Regions from separate parts of the Mus musculus genome. Here region 2 is linked to region 1. Evidence: chromatin loops called from intact Hi-C (ENCODE). Cell type or tissue: left cerebral cortex. All regions are shown on one strand. Links, peaks and the distances in the headings refer to the core of each region. The heading gives the core; the rest is flanking DNA. Region 1 holds the start of Ift52 (intraflagellar transport 52). Region 2 holds the start of Srsf6 (serine and arginine-rich splicing factor 6).

What was found. A loop is a pair of places that touch in the nucleus more often than their neighbours do. Peaks named below come from ENCODE experiments on the same cell type or tissue, not always from the same donor. Only the 100,000 strongest peaks of a DNase experiment are listed, where the experiment ranks them.
Region 2: it touches region 1 in a loop (6-fold over the local background); 17 of 42 quality-filtered maps call a loop at or near these places.

The regions. Positions count from the first base shown.
Region 1 is chr2:163,013,491-163,023,122 of GRCm38, forward strand. It overlaps Ift52 (intraflagellar transport 52), which reads left to right and starts at 3,863. Exons shown (of 13, transcript NM_172150.5): 1 at 3,863-4,043; 2 at 8,885-9,009. The coding sequence starts at 8,891. Sgk2 (serum/glucocorticoid regulated kinase 2) reads left to right here. Exons shown (of 14, transcript NM_013731.3): 14 at 1-649. In left cerebral cortex, for the core only: a CTCF peak has its summit at 5,144; DNase peaks (open chromatin) are centred at 3,017, 3,576, 3,649 and 3,925; H3K4me3 peaks cover 1,766 bases; H3K27ac peaks cover 1,112 bases.
Region 2 is chr2:162,923,053-162,932,684 of GRCm38, forward strand. It overlaps Srsf6 (serine and arginine-rich splicing factor 6), which reads left to right and starts at 8,456. Exons shown (of 6, transcript NM_026499.4): 1 at 8,456-8,725; 2 at 8,942-9,090. The coding sequence starts at 8,619. In left cerebral cortex, for the core only: no CTCF peak of the experiment used is centred there; a DNase peak (open chromatin) is centred at 8,248; H3K4me3 peaks cover 965 bases; H3K27ac peaks cover 929 bases.

The sequences.
Region 1 (9,632 bases), core at 1,180-9,179:
AACAGAAGTCCGAGCTGGGAATAAGATACCTTCAAATAAGATATCCCAAGTGGCCTACTCCCTTCCAGCCTGGGGTGGGGGAGGCCCCACCTCCGATTTATCACCTCTCCATGCTATAAAATTACACATCTATGAACGGACTATATTGCTGAGGAAGCCTGAGCCCCTCCCTCATTGGATAGTGATCCAATCATTTACTGAAGGCTCCATCAGCTGGACACAGGAACCTTCAGAAAAGAGACTAGAACCGTGGTAGCTTTGGATGTTGAGTTATGAGATCACAGAGTGGTTACTGGCCACTTTTGTGTGCTAAGCAAGAGAAAAGGAGGAACGGGACAGAGGTGGGCTGCCCAGAAACCGTCTGGTGGCTTCCTTTAGTGTGTCGTAAATCTCCACCTCTCCTGGAATGCAGCCTGGGCACAAGCTACCTCTCGTAGTAAAAGGGTTCAAATGCTGAGAGAAAGGGGAGGATGTAGGTGACCAGCACTCTGGGAGAGAGCCTCTTGGTATCTGAATTTATATTTCAGTGTATACATTGATGAAATGTAATAAGCCTGTCATGTGTTGTCTTTGGTTTGAGGTTGCTCTATGTGGACGGTGTCTTTGTTTCAGGTAATATTAAATGCACTGGATATTATTTGTTACTGGGTATGGTTGCCTCAACACCTTTCAATATTCAAGGAATTCTCTACTTTTGAGCCTCTGTTGGAGCAGAGTGGGGCGGGGGAGATGACTTCCATTTAGAATTGCAGGAAATGATAGATTCTGACTTCTTCATCCTTCTCTTAGCTTAAGTGAGACATTTGGTCCAGAGATGCATCTGTGCCATATCTGGGCCCAAGAATGGGTCTGTGAACTCCGAGTTCCTCCTGGAGAAGGGTCAACGGTGCAGACTGTAGCAGCCAGTCCCTAGAAGCCTCGAGCTTTCCTTTGAAGATTGCAGTCTTTTAACACACTCCCTTTTTACATAGCTGTCCAAAGTCAGCCTCAGAGCATGTCTCCTGGGCGAGTCGTAGAGCTGATGTTCCTGTCGGTTAGGGGTCTTCTTCCAATGACCCTAAGGGAATGATCACTTCCCCTTTTGTCAACGGAAGAGACAGGGTCAGAGAAACTTTGAGGCTTGAAGGCCACACCACTAACGGGCTGGAATGGTAATCTATATTTGACCTAGGACTCTACCTTGTAACCTTTGGACAGGTCTACTCCTCCCTTAGGCTCTTAGGGCCAAGAATTCTCCTCAAAGATGGGAATAGTGCACATGCCCTGAAAACCAGGGAGGCCGAAGATGTGTGGCTCTGGGAGTTCCAGGGCAGCCTGGTCTACAAAGTGAGTTCCAGGCAGTCAGGGAGATACAATGTGACCATATCTCAAAAATAAAAGTCTCTTAGAATAAAGCAAGAATTGTCTAGAATGAACCAGAAAGTGATCTAGAAGGGTCTTGACGAGACCTTCCCTCCTGATCTGGACCTGGTTATCAAGTTCATGTGCTTTACCGTAAGGACAGAGCTGATCTTGGAGGCCAGTATTCTGGCTAGCTATTAGGCTGTAGGTGTTCAGAATTCATCATTTCAGAAGGTAATGCTGACTAGCCAGACGTGGGCATGTGATGCATGTTCAAGACACTGCCCATGCGCTGTAGATTATTCTGTTTTACTTTAGTTTCTTTCCCACAAACTCCTGGCACACACTTCAGGGTAGCCTCATTAGCTGGCTGGTTTGGGGACAATGGGAGGACTTTTCTTTGAATCAGTGTATGCTGGTGATTTTTACTGACTTTCCCTCTATATTTGGTCCCACTCCTTTCCTCTCAGTTTTGTCCCCTTTGTCCCTTGCCCTAGGAATGAAGAGGGGAGGCAGGGCTCAGGGCTGGGACACATTAAAAACCAAAGAGAACACCTGCAACACTGTTCTATTGGAGATCAAAGCTCAGTCAAGAATTACTATTAAGCTTTGATACGGAAAGAAACTGGTTCTTATCTTTCCTAGTGTGGGTTAACTGCTAGAGGTGAGACACAAGGAGAGGACAAATCTTCCCTCTTACAGGAGGGTGACTGTCCGAAACCTGAACATGCTGCCAGAAGTCCACAATCAGCTGTTCTAAGATTGTAAAGTCACAGAATGCTTCACCAAGATAGAAAATGAACAAGTATACTATGAAACTGACATATATATATATATATATATATATACATATATATATATATATATATATGAATATCCCATTTCAAAATTTGTATTGATGGGGGCTGAAGAGATGGCTCAGAGGTTAAGAGCACTGGCTGCTCTTCCAGAGATCCTGCGTTCAATTCCCAGTAACCACATGGTAGGTCATAACAATATATAATGAGGTCTGGTACCCTCTTCTGGTGTGCAGTCATACATGTAGGCAGAACACTGTATACATAGTGTTCTAAAATATATCCTTTTGAAATTCGTATTTGGCCAGGCGATGGTGGCGCACACCTCCCAGCACTTGGGAGGCAGAGGTAGGCAGATTTCTGAGTCTGAGGCCAGCGTGGTCTACAAAGTGAGTTCCAGGACAGCCAGGGCTACACAGAGAAACCCTGTCTTGAAAAAAAACAAACAGAGCAAGAGAGAGAGAGAGAGAGAGAGAGAGAGAGAGAGAGAGAGAGAGAGATTGAGATTCATATTTGTATGTGTGTGTGTGCGCGCGCGCATAAACATGCCACAGAATACTTGTAGAGGTCAAGAGGACAATTTACAGAAATCGGTTCTCTACTTCGATTATGTGGGACTCGGGGATTTAACTCAGGATGTCAGGCTCAGCCTTTTTACCTGCTGAGCCATCTCAATTCAATCCATAATCCTCATAATAAACCTTTAGAATCTATCCTCAATTTACACGTAGAAAATGCTCCAATTAAGCAGCATGTTCAAGTTCACCAGATACAAGTCATTTCTCAGACACCGGACTTCGGAGCAGCTGACTCTAAAACCCTCAAGCTCCTTCTGCAACTTGGTACAGTGAGAGAACTGCTCCAGGAGCTGCTCCCGGTCTGGTGTCCTGGCACTTCTAGTACACTTACAGTACCGAATGATCCCGTGACTTGCCCAAGTCCAGATCCTGATCATTTGCATCCTTAATTGCACACTTGATCATTTGCATCCTTAATTGCACACTCTATTCAATTCTGCAGCACTCCACTAGAAAAGTTTCCTGGCTGAGACTTAACTCAATGGTACAGCTCACGATGTGGAAGGCTCTGGATTTGATCTTCAGTGGGAGAGAAGAGATCGTTCTCTTTCACACTCTTTCCCACTTTCTAAAATCGTCATAACCACAGTCGTGAAAAGTGCCTTAAAACTTGTGTATTTTAATATCCTTAACGCATACTGCTCTGTATTAAGACATAGATGAAAATAAAAACTGCTGAGCTTCCTACATGTGCCTGCTCCAAGTTTTGAGGCTGCAGAGGCTTTGACTACAAAGCCACAGACAGCCCTCTCTCAGTGAAGCCTCTGCGGAAGCAAGCGTGTTTCCCGTTTCCATGGCAACCGTTGGCCCAAGCCAGTACCTCTTCCCGAAACGCTTCCCCAGCTCCACAATAGTACTACATCTCCGGCGCGTCACCACTCCCTACCCCAGCTTCTACTTCTAAATTTTGGTAAGACCTGGCATTTTAGGTCTCCTGATCGCTACCCGGCAAGAGCCTGCCCGGAACCTGCGTCCAGGCCAGGCCGGGGCGTGGCTTGCCGCAGCAGTCCCCGCCCATAGGCAGGCCGGAATTCCCGGCCTGGGGACCTACCATCTTATTGGTCTTTAATAGCAGTTGCTAGCAAATGAACAATATAGGTTCCCTATTAAAAAGTGACTCCTTCAGTTTGGATACAGTCTTTACCGGGAAACGGGCCAGCCCAGCGCTAGCCCCGAACCCCTACCCAACAGCCCCCAGCGTCCGCAGCCACCAGACACAGCACGTCTGTCGCGCTGTCGTCATCACGCCACGACGGAAGTCACTCGGGGCCCGGAGCCACGCCTTCTCGGCGCGCGGCCTTGGATACCTGGCGGCCTCTGGCCTCAGGTAAGGAGAGGTCGGGTTGTGCGGGCCGCCAGGTCGTTGGTCTGGCTGGAGACGATGACGGCCTCGCCATGCCGCTCTGGAGACCCCTAGGCCAGCCTTGTGGGAATCCCGAGGTCGGCAGAGGTAAACTGAGGACGCGGAAGTGGGCTGGGAACTGGTCCTGGCGATGATGTAGAATTTCTAGCTCCTCGGACTGCGCGGATTTGTCGTAGTCCTGTAGAATATGAAAAAACCTAGGATGGGGAGCCATCAAATCAGACTCAGCTATCGTTGCAACCACGCTTGGTGTTTTTCGTCACTTTGGCAAAATTTAGTATACCATGTTAGATTATTGAAGAAAAAATAAGAGAATGGTTGGGCAGTGCTACCCAAATATTGTTTCAATATTCTTATTATTACCGATTTTTAAACCTTATCCTATTCTTAGGGAAACTCATTTCTAATTCTAATAGGACAGGACCCCAGATCTACTGCTCCTTCAGAAGGAGGTGGTGGGGTTAAACTACAGTAAACTGTTACCTCGAAGTGTATTCTTCCGTTAAGAGCAATTCAGTACTCAGAGAAGGGTATTCACTTTTCCCAGAAATCTGCTCCCACCCCAAATACGTCTCAAAAGCAGAAAAATATAAATCTCAGTACTGTGATGTTTGGGTTCTTTGTGGCACCGTGTAGTAATAGGTCAATATCACTAACATGATCGTTGTGACGTTCTAATCAGGAAACTGGAGAAGGCAGAGTACAGCATTGTAGGTACACAAAATGAAAACAAGCATGTTCAAGTACAGCTCTGTTAGCCGGCTGTGATGGCACACACCTTTAACCCCAGCTTGGTCTACAGAGAGAGTGACAGTGCTACACAGGAGGAACACTGTCTCGAAAAACCATAAATAAATAAACAAAGAAAGAAAGAAAACCGGCTGGTGAGATGGCTCAGTGGGTAAGAGCACCTGACTGCTCTTCCGAAGGTCCAGAGTTCAAATCCCAGCAACCACATGGTGGCTCACAACCATCCGTAACAAGATCTGACTCCCTCTTCTGGTGTGTCTGAAGACAGCTACAGTGTATTTACATATAATAAATAAATAAATCTTTAAAAAAAAAAAAGAAAGAAAACAAGCAAAAAAATAGCCGTGTCATGTGAAGTCAACATGACAAAATGTTTTCAATTTCATTGAAGGGGTTAAGGCTGCAGCTTAGTTAATAGACTGCCTGCATGAGACCCTGGGTGTCTGCCTGGTCCTCAGAACAGGGAAAAAAAAAAAAAAGTCATTTGAGAGGCAGCGGCATGGCGGCAATGTGCCTGTAATCCCAGCACCCAGGAAACTAAGGCAAGACATTAAAGAGTTCAAGGCCGTCCTCCACTGCACAGTGCATTAGAGGCGAACCTAGATTATAGGAGATTGTCTCAGAAGAAACAGTATATTGAAGGTCTCTCCTATCAGCTCTTAAAACATGGATTGGAATTGTGCAGTCGCCTAGTAATTTAGGTAAAAAACAATGGTACCCAATATGAGCATCAGAGTAGTTTCAAATGGACCAAAAATAGTTTATATATATATATATATTTCTTTTTTATTTACATTTGTTTGTTGTGTGTATGTGGTACTGAGTGCTCATGGAAGAGAAAGGACGTCATCCTATGGGTGTTTCAGGCTTGGGGGCAAAGTGTCTGCAACTACTGAGCCATCTCTTCAATCTACAAGTGGACGTAAATTTCAGTGTTAAAAAATTATATCATAGGGCTGAAGAAATGGCTCAGTAGTTATAAAAACACTGGCTGTTCTTCCAGAGGACCCAGCTTCAAATCCCAGTACCCAGTACACATGGCAGTTTACAACTTCTGTAACTGCAGGGATTGGACACCTTTATACACATAGACATACACTTTGGCAAAACACCAATGCACATAAAAAGAAAATACATAGCACGTTTGCCTGCACAAGACCTACAACAGATTGGGCCTGTCAACATTGTCTCGTGGAGGGGACAGGTCAGGAGGCCTTGCCCCTCCCTGAGACTCTGTGGGCACTTAAAAGTTGCTGGGACAGGGGAGACATTTTCTTCAATGGTAAGGCATCACCACACATTTCTCACATTCCCACAAGCAATCCAAACTATGGTTATTTAAAAAAAAAAAAAAAAAAAAAAAAAAAAAGACATGAAAGTAGAGGGAAACCTGTCTGGGAAGAAGGGAGTCAGTGAGCGGGCACAGGAGCTCATAGGGAGAGGGTGGTGCAAGTACCTTATGTGCATTCTCGGAATTATCACATTAATATATGCTAATACATTTGTTTGTTTGTTTGTTTGTTTGTTTCGAGACAGGGTTTCTCTGTGTATCTCTGGCTGTCCTGGAACTCACTCTGTAGACCTGGTTAGCCTCTAACTCAGAAATCCGCCTGCCTCTGCCTCCCAAGCGCTGGGATTAAAGGTGTGCGCCACCACCGCCCGGCCTAATAAAAATCTTAATAAAAAGGAGTTATATCACAAAAGCCCAAGAAAAAGACAAAATTGGATATACTTAAAAATCTTACCACAGGGAAAGCTCTTCTAAATGCATTGTGCCTTGCAGAATCCAGAATGAGAAACATTAATACTTTTGGATTTATAAAATGATTTATGACCTGCAAAATTAAGTCAAAAGTTAAGCAAAAATTAAGTTACCAGAAGCCACGACTAAAGGCAAATAAACTTTTGAAAAACTTTTTTGATGGCTGATTAGAAAAGTATATTCACTACTACTCAGGACGAAGATTAAGATTTTGCCAGGCGTGGTGGCGCACGCCTTTAATCCCAGCACTCGGGAGGCAGAGGCAGGCAGATTTCTGAGTTCGAGGCCAGCCTGGTCTACAAAGTGAGTTCCAGGACAGTCAGGGCTATACAGAGAAACCCTGTCTCCAAAACAAAACAAAACAAAACGAAAAAACAAAAAACAAACAAAAGTATAAAACCCCATGGAAAAATGACCAGAGGACTCAGGAAAATGAGAAGAAATACAAATGGTCGATGGCCAATGTGGTAGTTTTTCCTTATCTGCAGTAGCTATTCTAAGACAGTCAGTGGATTCCTGGGACTACAAACAGTATCAAATTGTGTGTGTGTGTTTATAATAACTAATATTACTGGGGCTGGAGAGATGACTCCAGGGTTAAGAGTACTGGCTGTACTTCCAGAGGTCCTGAGTTCAATTCCCAGCAACCACGTGGTGGTTCATAACCCTCTATAATGTTATCTGATGTCCTCTTCTGGCATGCAGGCATACATGCAGATGGAGCACTCATAAGTATATAAATAAGCAAGCTGATAATACAAAGTAAAATTTGTTTTGAATTGGTTTCTCTCAAAATACCTTATTCTGGGCTTACCGCTGTGGTTGAGATTATACAGTGCCTGTGTGGCAATGCATTATTAGGATATTGTCATGGTGCACTGACTAGAGCCCTATGATACCAAGACCATCAGTCTGATTGACAGAATTGGTAACTGAATGACTAATAGCGAGGTAATATGAATAGCATAGGCTACACGAAGAAATGACTCATGTCCAGGGCTAGGTAGTGTAGGATAGTGTTAAGATCTCATCATACAAGCTTGGAGGGACATACCTTTAATCCTAGCACTCAGGAGGCAGTGGCAGGTGGCTCTCTGTGAGTTTGAGGGTAGCCTGTGAATTTGAGGGTAGCCTGGTCTATAGAGCTGGTTCCAGGACAGCCAAGGCTACACACACACACACACACACACACACACACACACACACACAAATTGTCTAAAAAAAAAAAGATTTCATTATACTACCCAGATGGTTCTTATTTCTGGAACTTTCCATTTAAATTTCAGACCATATTTAACCTCTCTTAAAACTAGACCCTTGAGAAGCAAAGCCACAGATAAGAGCCTTTTTGTTGTTGGTGGTGGTGGTAAAGATGACAAAGACTGAAAAATAGTGGTATGTGGGAACAAATTGTTAACGGAAATATAGGTTATTAGTGTTTTGAAGGGTAGTTTGTACAATACCACATTCACATGTTTTTAGGGAGATGGAGAGATGGTTCAGCAGTTAAGGGATACACTGCTCTGGCAGAGGACTCTGGTTTGGTTCCCAGCACTCACATCCGGTGACATATAACTGTCTGTAAGTCTGCTAGGGAACCTGCCTCCTGGCACATGTGTATACATACATATAAGTAAATTTAAATGAGGCTAACTGGCATGTAGATGCAGACCTTAAATCCCAACACTTGGAGACAGAGACAGGTGAGTCTCTGTGAATTTGAGGCCATCTTCGTCTACATAATGAGTGTCAGGACAGCCAGAGCTACATAGTAAGACCCTATCTCAGATAGATAGATAGACAGACAGACAGAATTTTTAAATGAGTCTAGGTAAATAGATAAAATTTTAAAAGTCTAGGAATGTTTTTAGTCTTTTACTATAGCAAAGAAAATTGACAAAACATGCCATTAAGTTTATGATTGGTTAAATAGTTGTATTATGTCCTCAATACAGAATACTGTGTAGTTACTTGGAAGAATTGGTTCATATGTAAAGGAAGGTTTTCGTATATGCAGTGTGTTTCAGAGTAGCATTTATGGTAAGATCTTATTTTATAAAATAAGTTGTGCCTAAAATAATATGGAGACATATACCCTACACTTGTCAGGAGTGAGCAATCTCAGCATACAACAGGAGGGTGGTGGTAGGAAAAGACATGAAAGTAGGCAGGTAGGAGAGCCAGAGTACACAGCCTGAGAGCTAAAGCCAGGCAGGCTCAGGCTGGGTCGGCTCTCTCAGCCTTTGAGGGCACTTTTAAATTACTGCTTCTTTGGTTTGTCTTTATCTATAAGGTAACCATGGAGAAGGAGCTGCGGAGTACCATTCTTTTCAATGCATACAAAAAGGAGGTGTTTACCACCAACACTGGCTACAAATCTTTGCAGAAAAGACTTCGGAGTAATTGGAAGATTCAGAGGTGATTGTGGGTACTGCTTTCTGAGTGATAATGGTGACCTGATGGTAGAACTTGTCAATAGTTTTAAGATTGGTTAGCGTATTATTAAGTTGCCCTCCAATAAAAAACCAAAGATTCATTATAATTATGCATATATAATATTTTAAGATATCAGACGTTTTCTCCATATTTTATATTTAATCTTAGCTAAGAGACAGACACATTTTAGGTTTGTTTAACATTTCAGATTAGGGAAGGAAAAGTGAGAATTAAATGAAAATGTCTTTGTTTTCAGATGAGCTTTCTTTAAATGTCTTTTCCCCCTGTGGACATGAGGATGAACTGAAGACCCTACACAGGCTACACAAGCACTCTACCACTCAGTTACAGCTCTACTCCGTAGGGTTTGGGGGTTTGTTTTGTTTTACTTTAATGAGTGAAAACATGTAGTTGTGTAAGTTAAGGTTAGAGCCAGGCTTTGTGGCATGTGCCCGAGTCTCGGCACTTGGGAGGTAGCAGTAGAGTAGGGCTTCAAGGTTAGACTTGGCTACATAGTAATTTTGGCACTAATCTGGGCTATGAGTCCCTGCCTTACAATATAAATATACTAATGGAAGAGTTTATTGAATTAGCATTTGGAAGAC
Region 2 (9,632 bases), core at 597-8,596, 91 kb before region 1:
AGGGAGGCTTACCCATAATGCTGTTCCGTATTTCCATTGCTTTGCCTTGCAAGCCTGTGAACTTATTTCTGTCTGCCAGGTGTGGAATGGCTCCTCTTGGCGTGGTCACTTCCAGCTTGCAGTAGCAGAAGGCACTAGATGCACTTTCCCAAAGTAACTGTAAAAATATACACTCCCAAATATGTCTGAGTGTTCCACGACTTCCTCGCCAAACCTGAATTTTCTGTTCAGGTGTGTTTTGGTGGAAGGGAAAGGGGAGGAGAGAGGCTGCTCCTGCAAACCCTTATCCCTCCTTCCAGGGTGGTGCTTGCAATGAGTCTGGGCAGCAGCAACAGCGAGCCACAGAGAGAAGCTGGAAAATCTCCTCCCACTCCTATATCCCCAGAAAACCATGGACATGCAAGACTTTTCTGCAGATCTCCATGTCCTGGGTTCTGAACAAGCGCAGAATGGAGTCCCACCCCACTCGCTGAGACCTCACAGGGTGCCTCCACAAGAAGAAAACAGAGAAGAGAATACACAGCCTGGGGCAGGAAGGGGATGAGGGAGGGGACGGGGAGGGGGGGAGGTACAGAGTGCAGGGAGGATGCATGGGTGGAAGAGGTTCCTCTGGTAACTTGGAGCAGAAAGTAGAAGGCCGGGGTGCAGGTCTTAAGAAAGTATGTTTCAGAAACAGAGAACTGTTCAATGAGAGGGAGCTATAGGTATATGTTTGACACATTCAAAGGAAAAGCTGATAGAATAAGGTAGGAAAGGAAGGCTGTGAGACCGGATGGGGTGTGACTGTATATAAGAGCTGCCCAGCTACTGTTAAAAGGTAGTTGAGGGCCGAGTAGAGTGCTAGTCTAGCATGCTCAAGGCATGAAGGAGTTCCATTCCCTGAAGGCAGATGTAAAACACAGAGAGAGGGGGAAAAAGAGAGACAGAGACAGAGAGACAGAGACAGGCACACATATAGAAAACAGAGACACACACACACACACAGAGACAGAGACAGAGACAGAGAAATACAGGCACACACATAGAAGACAGAGACACACACACACTTAAGAATTCTTTGAAAAAATAATAAAGTGGGACTTGGTGGTACACACACCTTTATTTCCAGCAACTGAGAAACAGAGGCAGATGTATCTCTCTGAGTCTAACGTTAGCCTGTTCTGCACAGCAAGTTCCAGGCCAGCCAGGGCTACATAGTGAGATCCTGGCCCCAATGTGATTAATTTAATTAAATGGTGTCTTTAAGTTGTTCAGATCAGACCGTCTTTGTTGCAACTTGCCAACACAATAACTACTGACACTTTTACAACTTGAGAGAAGCCGTATTAGTCAGGGTTCTCTAAAGTCTCGGAATTTATGGGCTGTCTCTATTTATTAAGGGAATTTATTGTAATGAGTTACAGTCTGCAGTCCAACTAACCCAACAATGGGTAGCTGTGAACAGGAAGTCCAGGAGTCTAGTAGTAGCTCGGTCCCACGGGGCTAGTAGTTTCAGCTGGTCTTCTGTGTAAGCTGGAATCCTCAAGTAGTGGGTTCCAACGGATGTGCCGGCAAGTAAGTGTGAGCAGGTGAAGTAGAGTGAGTCTTCCATGGGCTGGAGAGAAGAGTGAGTCTTCTTCTTTCAATGTCCTTATATAGGCCTTCAGCCGTCACATTAAGGGTGTGTATCACCATGTCTGGATTTGGAACTTGGCTGGCCTTGATCTCAGAGATCAGCTTGCCTCAGTCCTAGGATTAGAGGTATGTACTACCTTGCCTGGACCTAAGCCTTTCTTGGCCACTCTGCCTCAAAATCTAGATCAAACGCGTTTGTTATCCCAAGACAAGATCGCAGTCAGAAGCCTGTGCCTTCCAGCCTCAAGATCTGAATCACAGGTGTGCCCTGCATTTCTGGATTGTAGTTCATTCCAGATGTAGTCAGGTTGACAACCAGGAGTATCCATCACAGAAGCTATGACCCTGTATAAGTGAATGGATGTAGCTGCATGCCAATAAAGCTTTATTTATAAAATAAATAGAGGGCCAGTTGAGCTAAGGCCCTAGTTTGCAGGGACATGTGCACAATTGAATCCTCCATGCTAAAAATAGATCACACAACCCCCATTTGGGAAATGTATGTCCTGTGTTCTTTTGAATCAAGAGTATTCCAGAGCTGGAACAAGCTTCCGTGGACTGTTGTCACGCAGACTTTCAGGGGTGGGGTTGCTGAGTGAAAGGTTTATGAACTTAGTTTTTTAAAATCCTTCCCGTCTCTACTTTCTCTGACACCCATTCTGGATTGTCCTGCTGTTTTTCTACCTTCTTTTTAAATTTTTTATTTATTATGTATTCAGCACATATACATATGCCCGAAGGCCAGAAAAGGGCACCAGATCTCATTACCGATGTTTATAAGCCACCATGTGGTTGCGGGGATCTGAACTCAGGACCTCTGAAAGAGCAGACAGTTCTCTTAACCTCTGAGCCATCTCTCCAGCTCCCAGTTTTTCTACCTTCTCAACCACAACTCCCTAAGGTTTGTTGTTTGTTTGTTTTTCCTGAATTTGACTCAAATCTCAGAGTTTCCGTGGTAAGCAGAATGTTCCCTCCCTTAAAGATCCCCACATCCTAAATCCTAGAACGTGGAATGTCACCCTCCATAGCAAAAGGGATTTTGCAGAGAAAAGGCCTTTTAGCTTGAAGTAGGGAGCTTGTCTTGATATATGCAGATGAGCCCACTGGGGTCCACATAGAGGCAGGAAGAGCACTGGCTCAGAGAGGGACATGTGGCCATGGAAGCTGGGATCGAAGTCCGAGTGATCTGAGTGATCCGGGTCACAGAGCCCACCAAGTTAATGGCTTTGAAAAAGGCAGAATCAACAAGCCTGAGAACACAAACAACCTCTACACACTGGAGAAGGAGAAAGGAATAGATTCTCGCCCTGGGGCCTCCAGAAGGTCTTACTGTCTCCTTTGTTTTTGCCCAGAAAACCATGGAGACTTCTGACCTTCATACCTGAAGATGACACATTTGTGATGCTTTAAGCCACTGACTTGCTGGTACTTTGTTACAGTGCCTTAAGTATACATAGGGGGCTGGAGAGATGGCTCAGTGGTTAAGAGCACTGACTGCTCTTCCAGAGGTCCTGAGTTCAATTCCCAGCAACCACATGGTGACTCACAACCATCTGTAACAGGGTCCGATGCCCTCTTCTGGTGTGTCTGAAGACAGCTACAGTGTTTTCATATACATAAAATAAAATTAATTAAATAAATCTTTTGTTTTTTGTTTTTTGTTTTTTCAAGACAGGGTTCCTCTGTATAGCCCTTGCTGTCCTGGAACTCACTTTGTAGACCAGGCTGGCCTCAAACTCAGAAAACTGCCTGCCTCTGCCTCCCGAGTGCTGGGATCAAAAGCGTACGCCACCACGCCTGGCAAAATAAATAAATCTTAAAGAAAAATAAGTATACATATTTAAGGGCGAAAGATTTATGCAGTCTGAAGAGACCTGTAATGGTGGTGCACGCCTTTAATCCCAGGACTCAGGAGGCAGAGGCAGGTGGATCTCTGAGTTTGAGGCCAGCCTGCTCTACAGAGTGAGTTCCAGGACAGTCAGGTTTACATGGAGAAACCCTGTCTTAGGAAGGAAACAAAACCTGTACATAGGAGTTGATGCTGAGGGTAGATCTTGGTGGAAGAGCACTTTCCTGGTATTGTGTCTTTGTTAGGGTTTCCATTGCTGTGAAGAGATACCATGACCAAGACAACGCTTATAAAGGACAACATTTAATTGAGGCTGGCTTACAGGTTCAAAGTGTCAATCTATTATCATCATGGCAGAAAGCACAGCAACATCCAGGCAGGCATGGTGGTGAAGGAGCTGAGAGTTCTACATCTTCATCCAAAGGATGCTAGGAACAGACTGTCCTTAGGCAAGTAAGGTCTGAAAGCCCACCCCCACAGTGACACACCTCCTCCAACAAGGCCACACCTCCTAGTGTGCTACTTCCTGGGCCAAATATATTTAAACCACCACGAATGGGTTCAGTTCCCAGCATCAGACAAATTGTATAGAAAAATTAATCTAATCCTCAGGACGCAACGCTCAGGTCTGGTCTGCAGCGCATCCTCTCCGGAGTTTTTCCACCTTATAACAACACACAGACTTGTCTCTCTCGTCCCTCACACTTTCCTGTGTAGCACCGACAGAATTTGTTTACAAATTCGTACTAGAAGCATTTTTCCCGGGATGGGCTTGGGTGCTGTAGGTTCAGATTTGTGTGTTTAGTATGACAACAGCATGTCACTCAGATGACATAAAATATTTGGCTAATTCAACATATGCCGGCCCTTAGGAGCTACCACCTCAATGTCTAGTAACATCTCGTTGAAAACTCTGGTTAAACTGGGTGTGGTGGTGCACGCCTTTGATCCCAGCACTTGGGAGGCAGGGGCAGGCAGATTTCTGAGTTCGAGGCCAGCCTGGTCTACAAAGTGAGTTCCAGGACAGCCAGGGCTATACAGAGGAACCCTGTCTTGAAAAACCAAAAAAAGAAAGAAAGAAAGAAAGAAAGAAAGAAAGAAAGAAAGAAAGAAGGGAGGGGGAGGGAGGGAGGGAGGGGAGAGGGAGAAAGAAAGAAAGAAAGAAAGAAAGAAAGAAAGAAAGAAAGGAGGGAGGGGGAGGGAGGGAGGGAGGGGAGAGGGAGAAAGAAAGAAAGAAAGAAAGAAAGAAAGAAAGAAAGAAAGCAAACTGATTAATCCTTAGCCACACAAACACTAAGGAGGTCCCGACCTCTCACATAAGGACCAGTTCTCAAAAGGAGCAGTTCTGTGTGTTGATATTTGCTCTATTGCTGACCTGGCCCACAGGTCAGTCAACAGGGTCTGTAAGAGAGAGAGAGTGGGGATGGAGGGGCAAGTGACGAGAAGAATGGAGACAAGACAGGCTATCTGATCAAGTCTCAAGTCTCATTTATTGGAAGGCAACTATGGGTTTATAAGCACAAATTGAGGACTGTAGCTTAGCCACAAGTGCCTTGCAGCTGGGGGCACTAAGCCACAAGTCCAGGCTGTGTCTGAGAAGATCAGGTTGTTATCAGAGTGTGTTCAGCTGTGGTGTGAGCTGCTTGCAAAAACATCGTGCTAGGAAAACAAGCAGGGTGGAAAAGTACCCACCTGTAAGTAAATAGCCTGAGGTGGCTGCAGAGATGATAGCTGCTTTCTGCTAGGAATCAGCTCCCAACATTTTGCTATGTATTATAATGCTAAATTCTATAGCTGAAGGCCTATGCCTGGGAGTGACTTCTCCGGTTTACAAGCTGTTGTTGTGCAAACCTTGTTCCTTGGTTTAAAACTATTGGTTAAATAAAATTGGCTACTGCCAATTCCTGGAGGAACTAGAGGTGGGTGGTTTTGGGTGATGTGGTTGGAGGAGAGATTGGGAGAAGAGAAGAAGTGGCCAGGAGGGGAGAACCATGAGCACATGGCCAGGAGAAACAGCAAGTATCTGGGGCACACCACTGGGGAGCCAGCCAGGCCAGCAGTCAGAAGAGGAAACTAGTGATTACCCACCAGTAAGCAGTCAAAGCCAAATAAAATGGCCACAGTCTGAGTCTCATTTATTTGTAAGCTAGTTAGAATAAGCTTAAAGTGGTTCTTCTACACTGTCCCTCAGCAGCTGCTGTCACTTTCTGAAGGCTTACCACATTTTTTTTTTCAGTCACATTGGATATGGGAGTAGACCACTGGCACTTACATGGATAGAGCTCAGGGAGTCTGTTGAGTGTCCCACAGCACAGAGGATCACCCGTGACAAAAAAACCATCTGACCCAGGGGCCAGCAACGTGGAGACTGAGAGCCCGGCTCTAAATGGATCTCCTGCAGATGTTCTGAAAGTTTTATTTTACCCAGGGATATTTGTTTGAGACAGGGTCTCAGTATGTAGCCCAGGCTGGCTTTGAACTCACAGAGATTCCCCCTGTCTCTGCCTCCCAAGTTCTGGGGGCAATTTGGAGATAAATAAATATATATATTTATCTAAAAGTGTGTATGTGTTTAGAGGTATGTACTTATGTGTGCGGAGGTCCACAAAAGCCAGAGGCATTGGATTCCCCCCTGCAACTAGAGTTATAGGTGTTTGTGAGATACTTGAATTTCATTCTAGGTACCCAGGTCAGGTCTTCGGCAGCAAACCATTGAACCATATCCCCAGCGCCTTGCTCAGTTGACTGATCCTCTTGCCCGGAAGTCTGATCTGCTGGTGTTACAGGTGTGCACCACCGCACCTGGCTCAGAAGATTTTAAATGAGGGTTTGGACTGGCTTGGCACCGTTTACACAAATCTCCCGCAGACAAGCCTCAGAGATCTATCTATCAGACTGATGGCATGGATGGGCCATCAGTCAGATGCTCTGGGCAGAACTTCCCAGAGCAGCCTCTGCTGCATTCCACACAAATACTCTGGGGTGGCTGTGTTAGTTGAGATTTCACATGGTAACAGAATCAGTTGGGGGTGGGAGGGAGATGTGGTGAGCGAACCTGTAGGAACTGGCTCTCATTGATATTGAGGCTCTGGAGTTCCAAACTAGCATGTGCATCAAGTGTGGAGGCCAAGGGTCACCTCAGGTGTCATTCCACAGGAACGGTCAAGCTCCAGAAGCAAGCAGTTTCCCAACAGACCCTTCCCTTCCTTGTTTTTAAGACAATGCCTCAAACTTAGCCAAGGCTAATCTAGAACCCATAGCAGTCCTCCTTCCTCAGCTCCCGGATGCTGAGAACAGGCATCAGATACTGCACCTGACTATCTGGCTTTTCCCTCCCCCAGCCCACTAAAAAAATAAATAGACTCTCATGCTGCGCACTTGTCATTTCAGTTTGTTGCTTTTGCAAAGTACCAAGTTAGGTCGGCAACAGGACTCCCCAGTGCTGCTGATCCAACTAGGAACTTTGGAAGATAAATGATCTCATGGGTTGTCTTGTGTGTGTGTAGAACATGAAAGTAGAAAGGGAACTATGTGAAGGAAACAAGGATAAGGGAAGAGGGGAACAAAATATGGTAATAGGGTAGGAGAATGACAAATACTGGCTTTTTCGTCTCGTGTGGAATCCAGATGTGTGTTTGCTTTTACAAATAATTTTAAAATGTGTTATCATCACACTTAGTTATTTATTGAAGGCATGACACGCATCAGGAGGTCAGAGGACAACTTGCAAGAATTGTTTTTGTTGTTGTTGTTGTTCCTTCTACCGTGTGGGTCTCTAGGATCAAAGTCGGGTCCTCCAGCTTGGCAGCAAGCACCTTTACCGGCTTCAGTCTTCTCACCACTCACAAATAAATTTTAACAAGTTTTTAGAAATTGACAATTTGATAAAACTGTTATGTGTTGACTTCATTCTGTGTTCCATGAATATTTTTAAAAGCTGTCTACATATATATATTTATATTTCTAACTTAAGGACGTTCTCTTCCCTCGAGAATACTATTAACACATCTCCCTGTGTGCTATCAACATTGCCGGTCTGCCCCAGAGGACAGAATCTTCTCTCATTATAGCTGAAAAGCCTGAGGCTGCCCAGATTCTGGGCAGAAAACAAATTCCTAAAGAGCAGGTACTAACTCAATGGCAGTCTTTTCTCTCAGCTTTTATCACACCGTGCTCTGCTTTCGGTTTCCTTACCTCTCTAGCCAAACCTTCGCCGTGCTTTGAATACTCCCAAGGCATGCTCCTTGATAGTCAATTAACTTTACTCCAGGGCAGTGGGGCTGTTTTGTTTAACTCTACAGCATTAGATGTCACCTCCATAAACTCCTAAGTGTGTATTTCTGCTTTATAAATAGTTTGCCTTCGGATCCAACCAGGTTAAGGACAGTATGGATAGGAAAGGGGATAGGGGGTCTTGGAGGACCATGGGGCCCAGCCATGCTCCCTTTGTGAACGGCCGCGGCGAGCGCGGGATTCAGAGCTGTCAGAGCTCCGAGCAGAGGGAGGGATGCCACCCAGACCAGCCACAGCACCTCCCCCGCTGGTCACTAAACCTCGGGGACAGATCCCGAGCCGCTGAGAAACTAAGGAACTGTCCGACTCCCAAGAGCGTGTACTCAACGAAACCAGTGCGAGCTACCCGCTGAAGGGAAAGAGCAACCTCTTTTTTTTTAGTAGACCAATCAGAGACCAAGATGGCCTAGACTGACAGCCCGGACAACCAATGAGAAATAAAACTCGTTCTCCGCGTGCCTGGGCACAAGAACAGTTTATTAGGCACGACTCAAAAGGTCCGGGCCTCGGCTGTTTACGCTGATGGCTGCACAGCGCCAGGGGACATGACAGTAGCGAAATCAACTCCCAGCAAGCACGGCACGCGCCGCGGGCCGCCCCAACACATCCGGAGCGGCCCGCGGCGCGGGAGAGGACGTGCTGCGCGACGACGTCACGCGCTGCGCCGCGCCGCGCCCCGCCCCCGGGCACTTATAGCGTAGGCCGGCGCGCGCGCGCGCACCATTGTGTGGCTGACTCGGCCGCCGCTGCGGTGTGAGGCGCGTGTTCGGGCCTTCGCCGTCCCCGCACCCGCACCGCAGCCCTGCCCCGCGGCCCGCCGCCCCTCCGCCAGCCTCCCGGAGGACACCCGTGGGTCACGGCCATGCCGCGCGTCTACATAGGACGCCTGAGCTACAACGTCCGCGAGAAGGACATCCAGCGCTTTTTCAGCGGCTACGGCCGCCTCCTCGAGATCGACCTCAAAAATGGGTGAGTCGGGTCTGGGAGGCCGCGCCCCGCGGCGGAGAGAGGTCCCCCAAGGACCCGAGGCGGCCAAGGCCGCGGCGCCGCGTGGCAGGGCCTCTAAAATGGCGGCGGCGGCGGCGCCCCGAGCGCGCGCGCGCGGGGGAGGGCGCGGGAGCGCGCGGCGCCGGCTAACGACACGCCCGCCCGCCGGTGCGCGGCTCGCGCTCCGCCCCTCCGCAGGTACGGTTTCGTGGAGTTCGAGGACTCCCGGGATGCCGACGATGCCGTGTACGAGCTCAACAGCAAGGAGCTGTGCGGCGAGCGCGTGATCGTAGAGCACGCCCGGGGCCCGCGCCGCGACCGCGATGGCTACAGCTACGGAAGCCGCAGTGAGTCCTTACCCCCGCGCGCTCCGCGTCCTGGGTACCTGGGGGGGGCGGGGGTTGGGGGCGCAGGGCGGGTGCAGTCACTTGGGTGGGCAGGGTGGGACCTCCCCAGCCCGGGCAGGCGCGGAGGCCGGGGCTTGTCGGCCCTGGGTGTTCCCGGGGCCCCTCTACCTCCACGCATGCCCGGGTAGCCGTGGGACACCGGAGCGCGGGGAATGGGGTCGGGTGGCCGGTTGACTTAAGTTTGGAAGGAGTGGCTTCAGTTGGCCCTCTTTGGCACTGACTTGGGTTCTGCCATTGAAAGCGAGGGCTGGCTGTATTTGTAGTATGCCCCCTTGCTTATCTGTCAGTGCTTGTTAGCATTGAGGAAGTTTCTAGGAAGGCTGGGGTGGAGGTGGGGCAGGGGGCGGGGAAAGGGGAGGAGCTTGAAGTCTAAGTCTTAGGAGCTGGGAGGCTTGATTGGGGGGGGGCAAAGAAAATGCCATTTTAAACTAAGTAATGTGGCATAGTACCACAAAGTAAATCTAAATAAGCTTTATGCTGTA